3 separate regions of the Homo sapiens genome follow, and all the other regions are linked to region 2. Evidence: chromatin contacts called from ENCODE Hi-C or POLR2A ChIA-PET data. All regions are on one chromosome and are shown on one strand. Each heading gives the region's core, a stretch centred on a gene start or an enhancer-like site at or near the end of the contact. The rest is flanking DNA. Distances are from core to core; before and after follow the strand shown.

Region 1 (3,897 bases), core at 272-2,771, 35 kb before region 2:
TGCTAAATTCAGAAAACAATCCATGATGTGAAAGTATTGCATCAAACTACAAAGGCTCCCAAAGTGACATAACAACTCACATGAGTCATTAGAAGCTCACATTTCACTGCGTAAGTCTGACATTTTTACATAGTGGTGGGCTCTCTGGATTGCAGGGATGCAGGAAAACGGGCCCGTTTAGTATTTTATAATAACGCAGGTTTCAAAAACACTTGTTGGCCAGCCATCTATATAGAAAGTAGCAAATGATTCTATTTATTTGGTAGCTGCCACGAATAACTGCTTTAGAAGGGGATTTGTAAAAGCACCTGTAACCACAGTGAGTTACCTGCGCACTCAGGACCTACAGCATTCTGCAAGCCCCAACGCGAGCGCTTAAACCATCAGCCAGCTGGGCAGAGTGGCTCATGCCTATAATCCCAGCACTTTGGGAGGCCAACGGAGGTGGATCGCTTGAGCCCAGGAGTTTAAGACCAACTTGGGCAACACAGTGAGACCTTGTCTCTATAACAAATAATAATAAAAAAAAAAGGCCGGCACGGAGGCTCACACCTGTAATCCTAGCACTTTGGGAGGTCGAGGCTGGTGGATTACCTGAGATCGGGAGTTCAAGACCAGCCTGGCCAATGTGGTGAAACCCTGTCTCTACTAAAAATACAAAAAATTAGTTGGGTGCAGTGGCGCGCACCTGTAATCCCAGCTACTCTGGAGGCTGAGGCAGGAGAATCGCTTGAACCCGGGAGGCAGAGGTTGTGGTGAGCCAAGATCACGCCACTGCACTCCAGCCTGAGCTACAGAGCAAGAATTTGTCTCAAAAAATAAAAAAATTAGCCAGGCATGGTGATGTGCACTTGTAGTCCCAGCTACTTGGGAAGCTGAGGCAGGAGGATCACTTGAACTCAGCCAGGAGTTCAAGGCTGCAGTGAGCTGTGATCATGCCACTGTACTCTAGCCAGGGTGCACACAGGCACTCTAGCTTGGGTGACAGGGTGAGAGCTTGTCTCAAAAAAAAAAAAAAAAAAAAAAAAACCTCCAAAAACAAACAAAAAAAATTAGCCAGTGTTTACTCTCCCAGAACAGTCAAGAAACGAAGAAGGACATTGGGGCAAGAGAAGAGTGAACAGTGAGAATAGTTTGATGAGGAGATTGGGGCCTTGGCCTCCAAGATAAAAAAAAAAAAAAACAGAACTGAAAACATTTCTGTTCATTTTTCAAAGACAATCAGGGTTAGAAAGGTGGGGTCTAACTAGCATAGAAAACCTTGCAGTTGCTTTTCTTTTTGTAACAAGATGACAGCCTGAGCAGCCCAGCCTTCTCTCCATTGCTCCTCCACCCCTGCAGGCAGGTTTCTTTCTTTTGGTATTTTCTCTCTGTATTTGGCAGAAGTGTACACAGGACTGGGTACAAACGGCCAAAGCTGTCTTTTAAGAAAGCTAAAAGGAGCCAAATACAAGTGGTGTCCCAGGTGCTTTCCACACCCAGGTTTGGATGACTCACTGACCGAAGCTCTGACCCTCACTGCCAGATAGAAGCAGGGAGGAAAGGGTGTGGGGGGAAAGCCTGAGCCGGCTCAAAAAAGGCGCTCAAAGCACCCATGAGAAAGTAAGCAAGCCAGGGAAGCCCGGAATGGACACCCCATAGTCCCAAGCCCATCACTGTGGGACAAGGAACTGGAGCAAAGGGAAGGGGGAAGAAAATGAGGACAGAGGCTAGAACAGACTGGCTGTGTTTCCTGGCACCCTCTCCTCCACCTGTGGCCTAAAAACACACGAGATGCTCCCGAGGGGTAAAGGCAGGAACAGTGCACTCTTGTCTCCTATGGAGTGGCGCGTTTAGGTAGAGAAAGGTAAGGAACCAGGAACTGTCCTCATCAGCAGGAAAGTATGGTCTGGGAGAGAGCTGGAGAGGAGTGGAAGGAAGGAGGAAAGGCAGGTGTGTGTGGAGACTGTGCCAGGGGGTATGAAAAATGACAGCCCTGCCAGCTTCCTCATCAAACACAGTTCCTGGAACCTGAGCCGGGAGCAAGAAAAGGCTGAGGCCACATGCTCCTTGCCAGCAGCCAGCAGGTATACCCCTCGTTGGACACTGAACACCGGATCTGCTTCTTGCTGCCCCTTTGAGGACTGGGAGGACTGGAGAACACGTGTTTTGAGACAAAGTAGAGACAGTACAGTAATCTGCTGAGGGGGTAGGAGGAGGCCAGCATTCAAGGTGTAGACAGTTTGTTTAAATGCAGTCCAAAACCAGATGCTGCTCAATGCTTCTGGCTGGAACTCAGCTAGATTTTAACACTGTACTCAAAAACACAAAACGGCCAGGCACCGTGGCTCACGCCTAAAATCCCAATACTTTGCAAAGCTGAGGAGTTCGAGAACAGCCTGGGTAACATGGTGAGACCTTGTCTGTACAAAAGCAAAAAACTAGAAAAAACAAAAATACCCCACAGAACATCTTCTCCGAATAACACCTTTGTTTGCAGGGTGGCTGCAGAGTCAATGTTTAACATGTGTACACTCAAGACTTTTTTCAAAGTTTTGGAGACAGCGCCTCACAGAAGCCTAGGGAGCCAAGGATCCATGTGGTTCTGAGTGACAGCAGAGCTGCCTACCAGGAGAAAGATCAGGTCTGTGGGCTGAGGGGCCATCAGGTGACTTCCCAGGCTCCTTCCAGCTCTAATGCTCCGTGAATGGAAAATGCTCTAACACGACACTGGATGTAGCCAAGTGCTCCATATAACATGATTTAGCAGTGGTGATGCTGAACATCCCTGGAAGCTGAGAGTGAAGCCCAGCAAAGGAAATTAATGGAGCTCAATGGGCACCAACCTTCATACAGTGTCTATGCATGTGGCTAACACGATTCTGTAGTCATTAAGTCTGAAATTAGCTAATAACATTCTGATCCACAGTGGTGTCCCCCCTTATCTCAAACTACTTCCAAACCTTCTGCAATGTGGACATGTGGGAACACAGGGAGACATGGAAGGTGCACTCTGCCCGCCTTCTGCCTTCACACAGAGGACACACTGGGCACACACACCCTGACCAGTGGGCAGTTGCACAGAACCGGACCCTGGCTTGGAACAGTAGCTCCATCTCTTATTCCCCATATGGCTGTAGGCAAGTTACTTAGCTCCTTAAAAGTAAACCTCAATTTCCTTGTGGCAACACATGGATGACATCACCCTCACAGGATTGTCATGAAGACTAGCTCTACCAAGAACATATTATGGTAGGATACAGGGACTGCGCCAAAGCAGACACATCTATCAAGGTTATCAATAACTTTTAAGGGACAAGAGGCAGAATGTTTATATTTATATCTACCCCATCCTAACTTAAACAAACCTCCTGCTTTCTTGCTCAGTTTCAGATGCTACTAAATTTTAAACCAACACTGACATTTTGGCATTCAAAAGCCAGGCAATCATGACTGGATTCACAAATGGGAACACATATCAGGCACCTGCAAAGACATGGGCACAACTCTTAAAAAAGAAAATACTAGAAGAGGAAGATGGGGAGGTTGGGTGACAGCAGGGGGAGGTGGGAGCACCGAGGAAGGGGGCGAGCCAAGCCAATCATCAGATCCAGACCATCTGCTTTCTGAAAAGTGGTAACAGAAAGACTCACTTCTCCATAAACTCTCAGTAGGCGATAAACAGGTGGCACCCAAAAAAGGGTAGCAAAAGACATTGCTATAAGGGGCACCTTCTCTTGAAGATGCATTTTCTTCCCTGAACTGCTGTCATCATTAGAATGGTTGCTTTACTTGTCAGGCTTAAACTATTTTAACAGGGAGACAGTGGTATGAAAGGGCAGTACATACTTTACAAATCTAGAAATCCTGGTTCTCCTTGAGTCCTCCCTGGATAGGCACTCCTGACTTGCTACTCCT
Region 2 (4,161 bases), core at 578-3,077:
GAGAACTCTCATTAACATAGAGCTATAATCGGCCAGCTAGGACCTTCCTGGGTGAGTCCAGAGACATCAGTGGAAGGCTCTCATTTCCCACGGACAGGCCTTAGATACCTCAGGGCAGCTGCTGTGTTGCCATGGCCTCTTCTTCTTCCCCAGGCTAACCTCCCTCAGTTTCCTCAACATTTACATGCAGCCTGGGGTCCAAATCCCCACACTCATGGCTGGCCTCTCCCAGCAGGGATGCTGAATATCCCCATATTACAGTCTGAGGTGATGGTGCCCCAACTGAAGTCATCATTCCCAAAGTGATCTCAAGAGCCCAGAGCTGTCCCCTCTGAGGGAAGCCATCGCCGGCCACCAGAGACCAGCTTCCCAGGGCAACGACTAAAATCATACACCCCAATCCCCACACCTAAGCTCTGTAGGAGGAGGGAAGTGCTGAAGTCACGGGCCATTTCCCACTTCAGCTTGAAAGGCGATCACTTGAGGTGTCTTCAAGAAGGCAGGACCTAGTTACTTACTCACTTTCTGTGCAGGAGGAAGAGATGACTATCTTCATGATAGGGCAGTGCTAAGTCACTGCTACTCCTCAGCCAGTTCCAAAAGAGGAACAAGAAATGCACGGGTGGGGCCATCCCAGATGGTCGGCCATGCGCCCACAAGGGAAGTGGAAGGTGCCGTGGGCGAGTGCAAGAAGCAGCGTAGTGAAAAAGGAAAGCCACCCACTCTGGGGATGTTGTGTTATATTACTTACGGGCCACTGAGAAACTGCTGGCAAGGAAAGGGGAACCAAGATTGGAGAGAGAATGAATATAAATGAATCCAAAGAGAAATGTCACCTCCCAAGACCAACCAGGCGACAGAGCCCTTCTGTATGACCAAGGCCGTCTATAGCCACTTTTATCTAAAACGGATGGACATGGTGCACACATGGCCTCTGTTCTCCAGAGATGTCGAGGGAGGAACAGTACACCATCTACCAACAGAAACTGGAGAGGAGGGCCCCAGAAGAACCTGCAGCATGGCAGACCTCAGTTTTCCCACCCATAAACTTGGAACAGCAGTCCTCTTGAGCAAGCTGGGTTATATAAGCATGAAAAGGAAGAATTAAGTGCTGACACCACAGGACCAATGAACCCATTATGCAACTGAATCTCCGGTTTAAGGAAATACAAAATCTGTCTCCACTGAAGGCCAACAACCTTTCCACTAAGCATCCCAGAGCCCCAAGAGAAGCTGAGGATGGCCCACAGGCACACAGACATGCCAAAGGTGAGATGAGGATCCGTGTCATGAATACACAGGCTAAGACTTCAGTGCTTCCTGTTCATGTTTCAGTGGGGAGGGTGGGATGGGGGTTGGGGGGGGGGGACAATGTTGCCACTAATCACCTTCCTTAACACATCAGAAAAAGGTTGACAGTGAGTGGGCACGCTTCAGTGTTTGCTAGCACCAGCTTGTTCAGCCCGAACAGGTCGGACAGGTTGGATATTTAAACAAAGGCGGAAAAATGTAAGGTATAAAGCCCTGTGAAGTGCTACGGTGGAAATGCTGCCAGCTCCCTGCAGGTTTCATTTTGTGATCTAATGCTGGAAGTCAGGCTCCCTCTTGACTTTGCTACTTTCGAGTTATGAAACTAAACCGGACACACACTCAGGACCTGTTCAAAGTTCTCAGTGCATCAGACGAGGGGCATGGTGGGAGAGGACACCTGGGCATGTTGCATTCCGGAGCAGAGGCCAGCTCTCTGCTAGTCATCCTACCCCCAGCAAGCCCATCCCTAACCTTCCCTAACCTAATTTCTCACTCTCACCACTGCCTGCTGTTCAAGTGTGGGCAAGCACGATGTTCCAGATTCTGCTGCCATCCACCAGTTTTACCCGGTAAGACTGAGCTGCTGAAATACCTCAACAAGATATGTCAAAAATACTGTACTGCTTGCATTAAAGATAAAATTTATTTTGCATTTCCTTTCCAAAACACAAACTGACAACAACTCTGCTAAAACAGAAGAAAACTTAAGTTATAAATATTAGCATCCAGTTGGCCAAATGATAAAAAACTAATTATGAACCAGATCATAAATTTGAGAACCAGTGATAGGACGAAAAAGGCTTGATTGTTGCTTAACATGTCCACTGAGGGGACAGTGTCCACTTGGACAGTTTTATGATTGTTATGCTCTTTGGCATAACTGAACATGAACTTGGTCAATTCAATTCAGAGAGAAATTCTAAATCAAAAGTAAGCATCGGCCACAAGAGGTTTTTCAAATATTTCTTCAAAAATATAAAATAGGCCAGGCATGGTGGCTCACGCCTGTAATCCCAGCACTTTGGGAGGCTGAGGTGGTCGGATCACCTGAGGTCAGGAGTTTGAGACCCGCCTGGCCAACATGGTGAAACCCCATCTCTACTAAAAATACAAAATTAGCTGGGTATGGTGGCGCATGCCTGTTATCCCAGCTACTCGGGAGGCTGAAGCAGGAGAATTGCTTGAACCCAGGAGGCAGAGATTGTGCCATTGCGCTCCAGCCTGGGCGACAAGAGTGAAACCTCATCTCAAAAAAGAAAAAAAAAAAAATACACACACACACACACACACACACACACACACACACATATACACACATACATATATATATATACACACACATACATACATATATACACACACACATATATATAAAATAAGCTGTGCTGATTGTTAAAGGGTATTAGAAAAGAAAAAAACACAAAGTAAAAGGGAAAAATGTTTTGAGGAAGGTCAAGTCTAGCAAATAAAAAACAGGCTACACAAGAGACTGTCAATTAAAATTGGCCAACTTTTAGCTTTGATAATTTTCTTACACTTTTTATCTAATTTGAAGAATAAAATTCAGTGACAGATCACACTTGCCTACCCTTTTTCTCAGAGGATAGTGGCAGCTTTCGATTATTCACAGATTTCTAAAATGCAAAGTAAAAATTCTGGAAAGAACCACAGAATCTCATCTAATAGTATTAATGCAAATCCACACTAAGAAAGTATAAAAATAGGCCAGGCATGGTGGAGTGTGCCTGTAGTCCCAGCTACTCGGGAGGGTAAGGTGGGAGGATCGCTTGAGCCTGGGAGGTTGAGGTTGCAGTGAGCTATGATGGCACCACTGCACTCCACCCTGGGAGACAGAGTGAGACCCCGTCTCAAAACAAAACAAAACAAAACAAAAAAATCACACACACACACAAAACCCAAGCACACACACATATATATGTAAACATCATAGAACAAGCAATCAAAAAAGAAGAAAAAAAGGCAAGTGTTCAAATAATAAGGATTTGCACAACTTGGCCATGGAAATTCAGCACATGATACACAGCACTGTTACCAGGTTCTTGGGTTCTTAGAATGCAGTCTACGTTGCCCCAATTGTTAAGAAGCTGGGAGTCTATTTTCTCACTTTAGTAAATCCATCTGCTGAACTAGTATGTATAAGGAACTGCTGGGTTAAATATCTTAAGGGAGAGGAGAAAGGAAGGCCTTGAACTACAATTTGTTGAGCACCTAACGTGAGCCAGAGGCTTGAGTATATGTTACAGCATTTAATCCTTCTAACGGATTTTGTGAGTAAACGTTACCCCCACTAAAGATGAAGAAATTGAGGCTCTTGACCATTCCAGGGAGTATCCTTTATCAGCCCTGGCCAGAAAAGTTAGGCGGAGCTATCAGAGGACTCAGAAGCACCAAAGAAAATGTCGCCCTTCTTTAAACCACTACTGAAGTAAAAACAAAAGCACCCAGGTTTCAAATCCAGCCAACGAGATGTAAAGAAAGGCTAAATTTGTTTAATCAATCAATAAGCTTATGTGGTGAAAGCTTAATAATGCTACTGGGGGGAACTGGTAGCCCAGACATTCTGCTGCAATAAACAGATTTGTAAATATCCGCTCTTTTTCTCCATGTCTTATCTAGTGGAAAATCTCCACTCTGGAGGGAAGATTATGGGCCTCTTACCAAGGTGCACTCTCAAGAGTGAAAAGCATATTAAGTGGAATGATCATGGAATGGGATATTACACTTACATATTTTTTTTTAATCTGGTTGAAAAGAGAAGTTTCAGCCCTTCTTAAAGAAAAGCTTTCTAAATTATACCAGAAGTATGTCTATTTTAGTGTTCAGAGTACT
Region 3 (4,278 bases), core at 1,020-3,519, 47 kb after region 2:
AGCCTGTTATGTTTCTTCCAACGGATGCCCAATTCACACACATAGCTGCTCTCCTCAAGAATAAACAAGTGGATTCTATATACAAATACCAAGGGCACCAGGTCTCCAAAAGGAGAAAAAATTTGTTTTACAAATGTCCAACCCAAAATGGCTTTCACATTTTTTTCAGGGTGAATTTTGCAGCTCTAACCCAGATGTGGCTCAGTGCGGAAGGTGGCTGGGAGAGCCACAAGGGACTGGCTGGTGTTCCCTCTTAAGAGGCAAAAAGCACATCAAGGGCACAGTGTTCCCTGGCCTTCCTCACAGGTTAGATTGGTCTGAGCAAATCTGTGATTCAATTAGTGTGAGTTCAGTTGCTCTTTTTTAGGTCAGTTCTTTCTTTTGTTTAGATTTGACTCGAGATTTACCTCAATTATCTACACCTCTGCTGAAGTACCTAAGCAAATTAAACCATTTAAAGTGATGAAGGGAAAGGAAGTGGACGGAGCTTTAAAACAACTTATGCAAATAATTTCCTCCCTCTCCCACCTCTGTTCCCTTCAATTACTAAACTCCAAGACAAGCAACTGCTTCTCAAACGAAAAGTCTAGACTCTTAAGTGTGAATGAGAAAAAACCCCGTGGTTAAGCCCTGGCTTGCAGAAAACTAAAAATTTCAGCAAATCTGGAATGAAATGTTACTTTGTGAGTTATACAAAGCTTAGCAGCTGTTCCCAGCCAACATGAAACCCGAAAGGGGTGATGCTATCTTTATCTTCTACCTAGAGTTAAAGCCGGTACTGTCCAGGACAGAGCTGCCAAGGAGCTGTCTCAGTTCTAGTCTGCTGAACACAAAAGACAAAGAAGCCAAGGGAATACATGGGCCAGCAAAGGACACCTAAACAACAACAAATAATAGACCCACCTGGAAGAAAGAAAATGCAGTTAATAATTAAAAAATTTAAAAGGATGCAAGTTCTTAATGTCACTTGGAAAATCCTTTTCAATCAGTTCAAAATTCAAAAGATTAAATCACATCTAACTCTATCTGGATTTCCCAAGTGCAAGGGGAGGAAACTATTTTATCAGGTTTCTTGGAAGGGAAAACACATTTTCTCTATTAAAACTTAAGTCCTGGCCGGATGCTGTGGCTCACGCCTGTAATCCCAGCACCTTGGGAGGCTGAGGCAGGCCAATCACCTGAGGTCAGGAGTTCGAGACTAGCCAGGCCAACAGGGTGAAACCCTGTCTCTACCAAAAATATGAAAATTAGCTGGGTGTGGTGGCACAGGCCTATAATCCCAGCCACTCGGGAGGCTGAGTGAGGCAGGAGAATCGCTTAAACCCGGGAGACGGAAGTTGCAGTGAGCCAAGATCGTGCCACTGCACTCCAGCCTGGGCAACAGAGCAAAGCTCTGTCTCAGACAAACAAACAAACAAAACAAAACTGAAGTCCAGCTCATAAAGACTTCATAGAAACCTTCTTCAGACCACCTGATGGAATCAGGCCTCAGATGAGCATCTCAGGGCAGGCAGATGGATGATGGAAAAAGACCAAAGAAGAATCAAAAGGGAGGGTGATGAGAACAGGGCCTTTCTTCTCATAAGCCTGAAAATTACACATAGGTTAACTGAAGAAAATATTCTTCTAGTGCGACTGAACTATCTCCCTCTGAGAAACCACTTCCCACTAGGCCCCTTCGTTCCGCCCCTAACAACCCCGTTCTATTTATTGTTCAGTTTTAAATGACTGGGCAGCTGCTGCCTAGCCATGCCCCTCTAGTATTGACCAACACTGTCACCAGCACCCCCCACACGTAAACCACCAACGAATGAAGCTCGTGGTAAGGGGGCTTAACTTGGAATGTGAACTGTCACCAGCACACCACACTTCCTGCGAACTCTGACAGACTGTCTCCATTCAAGAAAAAATGAAAAGACTACCTTAAGGCCCGGTGGGTAACCACCCAAAGATGAACAAGCGGAATTGCATGGTAGTTAAGGAGTAGGCTCTGGAACCACATCGCAAATCCTGCCTCTACCACTTGCCAGCAGTGGTAAGTGGCCTGACCCTTAGACAGTTAGGGAACCTCTCAGTTCTGCAATTTCCTCATCTGTGAGATGGAGACAATAATAATACTGAAATCATATGACTGTTCTGAGAAATAGATTAGTCAAATCTATAAAGTGCTAAAACCTGTCTGGCACACATGATACCATCCCTCAGTGCTTTTTATTATCATATACATGCTCACACCTGAGCACACATACTGTACGTTCACATTAGCAAGTGTCTATTAGTCCTTCACGTCCCCAGTGATGAGTTCAACAGGTGCTACAAACATTGTACTCCCACTGGGCAGTCATTTTCAAACTTTAGTATGCACCTGGAGAGCTTATGATAACAGATTTCTGGGCCCCACCTCCACATTTCTGATTCAGCAGGGCTGGAGTGGGGCCTAGGAATCTGTGTTTCTAACAAGTTCCCAGGTGATGCTAATGCTGCTTGTCTGGGGACCACACTTTGAGAACCAAAGTGTCATTATGTTCTAGGCTTCAGGCCTAAGCTTCATCTAGTTTATGTGCATAGAGAACCTTATGGAGATGAAATGGAAAAGGAGAATAAAGCAAAGATGCTCACTGCTCAAAGAATATCCACATATTCTTCCATATTTCCTGGCAACCGTATACCTTTGTGGTCAGGCAGGTCACATGACTAGTCCTGGCCAATGAGCTGTGAGCACAAGTACCAGCCATCACTTCCAGACTGCAGCCTTTCAAAGTCAGTATGTAACCCACTAGCTCTTTCCTTGTGGTGGCAACCTGGAAGCATGTGTAATGACAGAGTAGCTATAAGACAAGAGCAGCCTGGATCCCTGGGTTACCACTTGTAAGGGAGCTATACTAGAGAGCTGCCAGACCTGCAGAGGATTCTACACCAACAAGCAACGGCACTTTATGGGTTGAGCCACTGGGATTTCAGGCTTTGTTTGATACTTCAACATAGCTTCGCTTAGCCTGACTTCATTATAAAGAGGATGCCCACATCATCAGTCTTAAGCCCAACCTATCAAACAGATCTGAGATATTTTATAAAATCAGCCAGAATTTCTACCCTACTCTCATTCACTTCTATTCACCAAAACAGATGAACTGTTTTTAACCTCCTATTTTCGGTCTGTTTCTCACTAACTAAAAAAATTATTTACTGCAACATGATTATGTACTAGTTGCTAATAATTTAGAAAGCTCAGTCCGCTAAAATGTATTAAAAATGTGAAAAGTAAATACATTGGAGGATTTGTGTGTGTGTGTGTGTGTGTGTGTGTGTGTATACCACTACTGGAATCCCTTGACTTTAATTGAGTAGGGAGGAGCAAGAGTAAAGGGTTTCAATTTTATTTATGTAATCACGTGTGGACTGATAACTTGTTTTGCCAAAACAGGAGAAAGTGATCTCTTTAAGGGCATCAGAATTTAACCACAAAGCTACTTTTTTTAAAAAAAAATAATAGTTCTACTAATCTAGGAACATTTTGCAGTTTAACATGTAGGTAATGAGCTGTCAACAGTATACAACTTACCAGACTGTGGAATGAAACATTAAAAATATTTTCCTCAAAAAAAAAAAAAAAAAAAAACCCTCTCACAAAGATTAATACCTCCTTCACTGTCACACACACACACCAAAACACATTACAATCCAGAACACCTCAATTAACAACTTAAGACTACAAAATTCATGAAATACACAAAATTAAAAGAATTGGGGAGAGGGAACTAAGAAGTATGTAAGAGAATCGCATAGGACCTTTCAGGTCTGCAGAGCAAAGCAGCACTTCTTTGGAGGGCTATCTTTTAGTGGGATTGACAACTAATCTCAAAGGTGGTGGAATTTCCTGCTAGAATTCTCTCTAGCACTTTCTACAGAGAGCACTGGAACAACTCCTTTGTGTACACACACACATTTTAAAAACTCACTTGCTAAGGAGCTCAGTGACTTCTGCTTCCCACTTAGCACTGGCAAAGCTAAGCACTGAGATGAAGGGACCCTGCTGCTCCTGGCCTTCTCAAGTTCATAGGCCCCTCCAGTGCCTCATTCTCTGGGTGTGTCACATTCCATCTCTTTAGGTACTTCCATGTGGCCAAAAAGGAAAGGAAAAAAAAGGTAAACACTCATGTGATGCATTTGGTCACATTTATAGCTCAGCTGTAAAATCAAACTTGAGAATAATAAAAAGGCCCCAATGCTAAAGGCTGAATTTCTTTCATATGTTTCATAGCTATTCAGCAACTGTTG

What was found. Hi-C counts contacts between places; a loop is a spot of excess contacts on that map. ChIA-PET counts read pairs that join two places held with the same protein, here RNA polymerase II (POLR2A). Pooled maps may share reads with other maps.
Region 1: a map of PC-9 shows a loop between it and region 2 (2.6-fold over the local background). The contact joins two enhancer-like sites. A Hi-C loop is called at or near these places in 2 of 168 maps with a recorded cell type or tissue (PC-9 and lower leg skin), 2 of 37 single-sample maps with no recorded cell type and 5 of 50 pooled maps. POLR2A ChIA-PET finds 5 or more read pairs at or near these places in 11 of 52 experiments (B cell, Caco-2, GM12878 and 7 more).
Region 3: a map of CD4-positive, alpha-beta T cell shows a loop between it and region 2 (2.4-fold over the local background). The contact joins two enhancer-like sites. A Hi-C loop is called at or near these places in 10 of 168 maps with a recorded cell type or tissue (B cell, CD4-positive, alpha-beta T cell, K562 and 6 more), 23 of 37 single-sample maps with no recorded cell type and 16 of 50 pooled maps. POLR2A ChIA-PET finds 5 or more read pairs at or near these places in 10 of 52 experiments (BJ, GM12878, K562 and 6 more).

Annotation. Positions count from the first base shown.
Region 1 is chr6:7,234,020-7,237,916 of GRCh38, reverse strand. The region is part of intron 10 of RREB1 (ras responsive element binding protein 1); the gene reads right to left. Among named protein-coding and RNA genes, the nearest start is that of SSR1, 77 kb to the left of the region's middle. RefSeq lists enhancers at 1,314-1,413, 1,694-1,793. Within about 2 kb of position 1,521, at least 14 of the 41 ENCODE cell types and tissues checked have a DNase peak (open chromatin) inside an H3K27ac peak, as active enhancers do; they include GM12878 and PC-9, where a contact is called at or near this core.
Region 2 is chr6:7,198,702-7,202,862 of GRCh38, reverse strand. All of the region lies in intron 6 of RREB1 (ras responsive element binding protein 1), which reads right to left. Among named protein-coding and RNA genes, the nearest start is that of RREB1, 93 kb to the right of the region's middle. RefSeq lists enhancers at 519-568, 619-768, 1,533-1,827. Within about 2 kb of position 1,827, at least 21 of the 41 ENCODE cell types and tissues checked have a DNase peak (open chromatin) inside an H3K27ac peak, as active enhancers do; they include B cell, GM12878 and PC-9, where a contact is called at or near this core.
Region 3 is chr6:7,152,447-7,156,724 of GRCh38, reverse strand. The region is part of intron 1 of RREB1 (ras responsive element binding protein 1); the gene reads right to left. Among named protein-coding and RNA genes, the nearest start is that of RREB1, 47 kb to the right of the region's middle. RefSeq lists an enhancer at 1-278. Within about 2 kb of position 2,269, at least 5 of the 41 ENCODE cell types and tissues checked have a DNase peak (open chromatin) inside an H3K27ac peak, as active enhancers do; they include B cell and GM12878, where a contact is called at or near this core.